3 separate regions of the Homo sapiens genome follow, and all the other regions are linked to region 1. Evidence: read pairs that join two places in POLR2A ChIA-PET (ENCODE). Cell type or tissue: MCF 10A. All regions are shown on one strand.

Region 1 (2,500 bases):
GTGGCGGGCGCCTGTAGTCCCAGCTACTCAGGAGGCTGAGGCAGGAGAATCACTTGAACCCGGGAGGCAGAGGTTGCAGTGAGCTGAGATCGCACCACTGCACTCCAGCCTGGTGACAGAGCGAGATTCCGTCTAAAAAAATAAATAAAGAATATAGTCTTTGTTTTTTTGTATGTGTTTTTTGTTTTGTTTTGTTGTTTTACTAACTCATGAAGGAGAAACACAAAGGCTATGGGAGGAGCAATGTGACAGTGGCTGAGAGCCACAGTGTGGACCACACAAGCCAGGAGTGGATTAGAATCAGAGAGAGGAGAGAGGGACAGTTTTAGGCTGGAAGAGACTTGTAAAAAATGATGAATGTTTTCAAAGATACACATAAATTAAATAGTATAATAAACCCCACATACACCTCACTCATATTCTAGATTTTTCTCAGTCTTGTTTTTTCTATAATCCACCCCTTTTTTTGGATAGAATATTTAATATCAAATATCAGACATAATGTCATTTTATTCGTACAAACGTCAGTGTGCATGTCAAAAAATATAGGCAATTTTAACCATTACCACAGTGCTGTTATCACATCTTAAACAATTAACAATTGTTTCAAGAATTATCTAATATACAGTTCATATTAAATGTCCCTGATTGTTTTGGATTGCCTTTCTGCAGTTGGCTTGTTTGAATGGGGATTTAATCCACATACTGCATTTTGTTATTATGTCTCTTAAGTGTCTTTTAATCTAGAGCAGTCCCCTTGTATCATCAAGAGTAGGAACTTAAGAACAAAACAAGATCGGTGGGAAAAAAACAAACCATTATCCTATTTTGCTCACCAGAGCTTCAGCGTAGATATTCTCACCCTGCTACAATAATAAGAAACATTAATAATCGTGGAGAATATCATCAAACTGGAAGGTTACTTTAGGAAATTTTCCTGGGTGAATTGTATTTACTGAAAAGCAGCTAGAATCTACTGGAGCAAAGACTCTTATTCAGGAAATATTTTTATGCACTATTTCCAAAGGCCATTGGATGAATGTGCCCCTCAATTTCTCAGTTGCCTTCCTATAAATCCTGCAAGACTCATCAGCAGCACCTACTCTGACTCACAGACTATTACAGCTTATTGAGAAATAACTTGGACTTCCCAGAAGACTAATTTACGTCAGCAAGCAAAAGGATAATCACAACTATAAATCTTAAATCTATCCATGTGTACAGCTGGGTTAAAAAAATTCAATAGTATATTGTGACTTTCTACCAAAAGAGGACTTTGATTTCTTATTTTTTTAAAAAAAAATCCACAACGTTATAAAAGTCCTCCAACTTTATTGCTGTTTCTTTCCTGCTACTGTGTAGGGTAAGACCGTGTAAATTACAGCTAAAGGACCAAAGTTCATTGTTAGCATCTCTTTGTTCTGGTTTAGAGGTTGTTGGGAAACCAGAGAACAATTATTTTAAAGAAAAACAACAGAAGTTAGACAACGGTACAAATACATACAGAGAAATTTCTCACATGAAAAAGCATTATCAGTCTTGATTTGTGTAAATTCCGTTTTAGAAATTGAATTCATTCCTTCTTATTGATTTCTTGGTTAATTGCCACAAAAGTGCCTCTGGGAATGATTCCTAAAAGTTGTGATTAAAATGATCTCCTGAAATGCAGACTGTTCCCATAGCCAATCCAGGTTATTCCCCTCCATGCTCATGTTATATTTCTTTGGCCAAAGATGGATTATTTATAGCAGAAGCACCAGAGCTCAAAGCATCCTGCTTACCTTTTGTTGTCGAGGTAACAACTTAGATTTTTCCCCCTTTGGTTGAAAGGTCAGATTTCTGGTGGTATGAGTCACAGAGCTCAGGGGGATTTTAAAAATTGAGATAGTACTTTTTCAAAGACAAATTAAAATTCAGAGCCTTATACACATCCAGACCATTTAAAATTGGATTTGAACCACTAGATAGTTTACAATAATTAACCCTGACACCTCCGTTGTTGTGCTGCAGGGAAGCATGGATCAGTCACTTCACCGGTTGCAAAGACCTATTCCTCAGATTGTAGCCCTCTTGGCTATTTACTGGGTCTGTTCTTTGCTGATCGTAATTGCTGTTTCTCTTTTGCACGATGTGTGACAGAGATTATTTAAAGTATTTTATCTTTAAATTACAGATTTAGAAACTTCAAAATTACAATGGAGAATATTTTAGGATTCACTTTGAAAGATAATTTTACACCTATGACAATGATATCACTTACCTGTGGCCTGACGATTTTAAGCACATGTATTAACTGTTTAAATCGCTCTCAAAACAACCATCTGAAATAGAAAATGTTATTATTCTAAATTCCTCTTTACAAGCAAGGAAGTGAGACATAGATTGGATAAGCAACTTACTTCAGGTCACATGATTGGGAAGTAGCAAAGGCAATATTTTCTCCCCTCCATTTTAGTTAATAAGTCTGCACCCTTAACTACTCTGCCATGTTTCACTTTAC
Region 2 (2,500 bases), 63 kb before region 1:
TGCATGAAATACAATCCATAAAAGGAAAAATTGATGCATTGAACTTCATCAAAATAAAAACGATTGCTATGTGAAAGCCCATGTTGAAAAAAGATGAAAGACAAGCTACACAATGGAGAAAAGATTAGCAGACCGTATGTTCAATAAATGACTAGTACCTAAGATACACAAAAAAGCTATCAAAACCCAACAGAACAAAATGAATCAATCCAATTAGAAAGTGGGCAAATGAGGCCGGGCGCGGTGGCTCACGCCTGTAATCCCAGCACTTTGGGAGGCCGAGGCGGGTGGATCATGAGGTCAGGAGATCGAGACCATCCTGGCTAACAAGGTGAAACCCCGTCTCTACTAAAAATACAAAAAATTAGCCGGGCGCGGTGGCGGGCGCCTGTAGTCCCAGCTACTGGGGAGGCTGAGGCAGGAGAATGGCGTGAACCCGGGAAGCGGAGCTTGCAGTGAGCCGAGATTGCGCCACTGCAGTCCGCAGTCCGGCCTGGGCGACAGAGCGAGACTCCGTCTCAAAAAAAAAAAAAAAAAAAAAAAAAAAAAAAAAAAAAAAAAAGAAAGTGGGCAAATGTGTGATGTTTGGATAACAAATTTGGTGTATTTCCAATGGAATACTACGTAGCAATAAAAATGAATCAAATACTGAAGACAAATCATAGAAGATCTCAAAAACATTATAATAATCAAAACAGGCCAGAAACAAAGAATATACTATATGATTCCATTTATATGATGTTCTAAAACAGGCAAAAATCATCCCTCATGAGGAAATCAGAAGAGTGGTTGTTTGAGAAAGTTGGATTGTCTGAGAAGGGGCACAAGGGAACTGTTTAAATTTATGTAAATATTCTCTATCTTGTTTGCAGTGTGAGTTATATGGATATGCCTATGTCAGCATTCACCAAACTGTGCATTTATGATCTGTGCATGTCATTTTTTTTTTGAGACAGGGTGTTGCTCTGCCACCCAGGCTAGAGTGCAATGGCATGATCATAGCTCACTGCAGCCTTGATCTCCTTGGGCTCAAGCCATTCTTCTACTTTAGCCTCCTAAGTGTCTGGGACTACAGGCATGCACGATCACACTAGCTAATCATTTATTTTTTTATTTATTTTGTAGAGACGAGGTCTTACTATGTTGTTCAGGCTGGTCTCGAACTCCTGAACTCAAGCAATCCTCCTGCCTCAGCCTCCCAAAGTGTTGGGATTACAGGTGTGAGCCACCATGTCTGGCTTGTGCATGTCGTTTAATGTAAATTATGCCTCAATAACAAAGCATAAAAAATAAAACAAAAAAAACAAGAAAAAATTACATTTCAAGGTAACTCAAGATGCCTTAAAGCTCAAATTTCTGTCCTTCTGGAGACAAAAGATACATTAGAAAACCATCTGGCCCTTACCCAGTTGAGTCATCAAACCCAGTGCACAATCCAAGAACATAAACCATAAAAGGTAAACAACTACCTTATGGGGTAGACTCAGCAACCACACAGTTACTTACATCATGCATTGCTCCTTCTTGTCCTTCAGTATCATAGCTTTGTCCTTCTCTCCAATTAGTCATCGAGTAACTTCTTCCTGTCAACACTGGACTCCCTGCCTGGTTTACTTCTATCTTGTTGTGAACACACTTGTTACTCACTTAACCTTCCTTCCTTTTGTCTTACTGAGTCCCACCAGGTTGTGCATGATGCTGTGCATCCATACTTCCCAGGACTGCCAACACTTGGTAGACAAACACACAGCTAGCTCCCTCAGCTCTGATAGACTTGTGGCTGTTCTGCTTTCCTCACATGCCTGAGGAAAGAGAAAGCCTGCCCAAGGTGTAGAGACCAGCACAAGCAAGCTTTATTTTTCAGCCCAGGGACCCAGGCGAGTCTTGTTTTGATGCCCAAGTCAGATGTAATTGGGAGGAGGTAGGAGATGGAAGAAAAGGCCAGGAGATACCAAGTCCAACACTAAAGCGTCATTAAATCATTTCCTTTAAGTACTCTCTTTAGCATTATAGTTTTGAAGGATATTAAACTAGCCTGACCTATAGCTTTTGCACAAAGTGAAGTGTTATAAAAATAGCACAAGTTGGGACAGGGTGCAGTGGCTCACACCTGTAATCTCAGCACTTTGGGAGGCCGAGGTGGGCAGATCACCTGAGGTCAGGAGTTCGAGACCAGCCTGGCCAACATGGCGAAACCCCGTCTCTACCAAAAATACAAAAATTAGCTGGGTGTGGTGGTGTGTGCCTGTAATCCCAGCTACTCGGGAGGCTGAAGTAGGAGAATTGCTCGAACCCAGGAGGCAGAGGTTGCAGTCAGCCGAGATCGTGCCACTGCACTCCAGCCTGGGAGACACAGTGAGACTCCATCTCAAAAAAAAAAAAATAGCACAAATTGTGTCATCGGAAAGAGCCACGTTCAAATCCTAGTTCTGCAACCTATTGTGTGCATATATTTTGGGCAAATTATTTTACCTCTCTGAGTCTCATTTTCTACATCTGT
Region 3 (2,500 bases), 56 kb before region 1:
AAGAGACGGTCTGGCAGGAAGGAAGGACTACCACTGGGGAGGCATAGGAAATATGCATGGATAGATATGCTGAGGCGAAGCTGTTGGGCGCGTTATAAATCAAGCAGCAGAGTTGGGTGTGGTTTGATTTGTAATGTGGAACCATCATCTCTTCTTAACTAGGAGAGTGCCATGCAGAAAGCAGTAAATTAAGATCTTGAGGAGAGGAAAAACGTGATTCAAGTCTTACTTAGACTAAGAAAATTTGTCTGGCAGTGTTGTGCTGAGGAAAGAGAGTAGCTAGAAGGCTGTTTTAATAATGAATGAGCTCTCTTCTTTTCTGCTGATAAGGAGATGCAGATGCCTACACTCAAATGCAGAAACTCCCATATAATTTGCAGCAAATGCTGACACCAGCCCTCGTGGCCCTTCTTGTGCAGATGAAAGGAACCCAATGCTGGGCTTAAAACAAGTTGGTACGTGTTTGCAAACAAGTACATTTGAAACAAAACAAAGCAAAACGAAACTAAAACATAAGTAAAGCACTCTCAGTGTTTTACAAACTCAATGACCATCTTGATTATTTTAAAACTCCATTTCTATGCTCAAAGTTGTGGCAGTTTTTTATTTTATTAATTTGAATTTTTAAAACTTGTATCATCAATGTGCTGGTTTCTGTATATGTTTCTTGTCAGCAGAAGGGGTCATGTGTAGTTTGTGTGCATTTTAAAATTGCGAATCTATCTCACCCCTCCTTTAGTTTTAGACTTTAAATGACTTGAGGTATTCTGCTTTGCAACACCCTGTAGTGCCTAGCTCAGTGCTCTGAATATGGTGACTAGTAAGTGAATACAGTGGGTCATGGACCTCTCAGACCTTGTCTTCAGCAGGTCCCCTCCATCTTTGCAGATTCCTAGCTTTCTTGCTTTATAACCTGTGGTTCCTCCTGTTTGAAGAAGGGAGAGAACCACTTCTGGTTGTTTTCTTCAATTTTGCGTCATCAGTGATAGATTAGCATCACCTTGTCACGTCTTTTCACTAATGTCTTCCCTTCCTGTTTTGCTTTTGGGACCCATCTGTTTCCATCTTAATTTGGAAAAGAAGGGACTACATTAAAGGAACAATGGAATCAACAAGTCTAATATATGATTCAGACAAATTCCAAAGTTGCTTTTCTCCAAGGCAGAATTTGCACACAGAAATTCACGTTCATTAGGCTAAAGGCAGAGCGTGTCAAGTCAGCTACAGGTTTAATTGAGAGGTCAGAACCTTTTCTCTCTGTCATTCCCACTGAAGACATCATTAGAGCTACAGTAAAATAAGAGAATGTCACAGAATGTCAGCCTAGTCATAGTGCAACTGTTCTTTTTCATTAGTGACTCAGCTGGTTGCTATGGAAACCTCACTCTAGTATCAGGGATACTAGGGCTGATGATTCTCCGCCTCTATTTTCAGTTAGGATAAATTGTGCTCCCACCTCATGGGCTCCTGCCATGATATTTATATCTGGGTCACGATAATAAAGCCAGTTGGAAATATGCCTGTTGAAATTCTAGCCAGGCAGAGAGGCTTTCTACTAAAAGGAAGAGAGAATATAGGATTTCTAGGTTGATTTGAGCACCAATTACCCTGTAGGAGAGCAGGTATTCCCTTCTGCCCGGTACATCTCATGGGGAGATGGCTGTTCCCCTCACGGTCTTCTCCTATACGTTCTCTAGCCTGGCGGGCTGCCTTAGGAAAAATTAGATTGTCTATTTTCAGTGTCCCCTTCCCAGCTCACCCAGGGGACCACTGATTTAAATGCTTACACTGAGTGGACCCAGTACCACTTCATTTATTCACTCATTCATTTAATTGCAGAATAATTATAGTGGTCCAAGGATCATGTTAAATAGCATGTGTAGTTGCTAATTTGTACCCTAGTCATTCACAGTATGATTTGGGGATGTGTCCAATAAGGAGGGAAAAAGGGTGTATGAATAAATGCTTATAATGCCATGTGATGTACTACTTGTTTTATCTTTTTATTGGAAAATATTAGTTGTATATATATATATGTGGGTACAATGTGATGTTTCGAGACATGTATACCTTGTAGAATGATCAAATCAGGCTAAGTAGCATATTTATCACCTCAAATATTTATTTCTTCATATTTATCATATCATTTAAAATCCTCTCTATATGATATATATTTTAATTGAGGTATGGGCATGTTTTGAAAGTTCAGAGTTAAGGAGAGGCTATTTTTTTTAGTGTGGGAAAATTTTTATTAATTGCTTCTAAATTTTCCATTACACTTAAAAAGACTTGTCCACTCTGATACTTTACACACACACACACACACACACACACACCTTTCCCATGTGTTTTTATACTTTAATTTTTAAAATATTTATTTATTTTGATCTACCTAGAATTTTAATTAAAAAAGTAAACTAAGGGCATAGCTTAATTCACTTTTTACTGACTCCACTCTGCCTGGGTGAGCTCATAGATACTTCGCAGAATAGGTGACTTT

What was found. ChIA-PET counts read pairs that join two places held together with the same protein. Peaks named below come from ENCODE experiments on the same cell type or tissue, not always from the same donor. Only the 100,000 strongest peaks of a DNase experiment are listed, where the experiment ranks them.
Region 2: POLR2A ChIA-PET joins it to region 1 with 10 read pairs; 5 of 35 experiments call an interaction of 5 or more read pairs at or near these places.
Region 3: POLR2A ChIA-PET joins it to region 1 with 16 read pairs; 5 of 35 experiments call an interaction of 5 or more read pairs at or near these places.

What each region holds. Positions count from the first base shown.
Region 1 is chr5:96,508,799-96,511,298 of GRCh38, reverse strand. The region is part of intron 4 of LOC101929710 (a long non-coding RNA gene); the gene reads right to left. It also overlaps a transcript of CAST not described here. Among named protein-coding and RNA genes, the nearest start is that of PCSK1, 77 kb to the right of the region's middle. In MCF 10A, no CTCF peak of the experiment used is centred here; DNase peaks (open chromatin) are centred at 1,108 and 1,728.
Region 2 is chr5:96,572,089-96,574,588 of GRCh38, reverse strand. The region is part of intron 4 of LOC101929710 (a long non-coding RNA gene); the gene reads right to left. It also overlaps a transcript of CAST not described here. Among named protein-coding and RNA genes, the nearest start is that of CAST, 89 kb to the left of the region's middle. In MCF 10A, no CTCF peak of the experiment used is centred here; a DNase peak (open chromatin) is centred at 1,508.
Region 3 is chr5:96,564,914-96,567,413 of GRCh38, reverse strand. All of the region lies in intron 4 of LOC101929710 (a long non-coding RNA gene), which reads right to left. It also overlaps a transcript of CAST not described here. Among named protein-coding and RNA genes, the nearest start is that of CAST, 96 kb to the left of the region's middle. RefSeq lists a silencer at 1,103-1,303. In MCF 10A, no CTCF peak of the experiment used is centred here; a DNase peak (open chromatin) is centred at 1,363.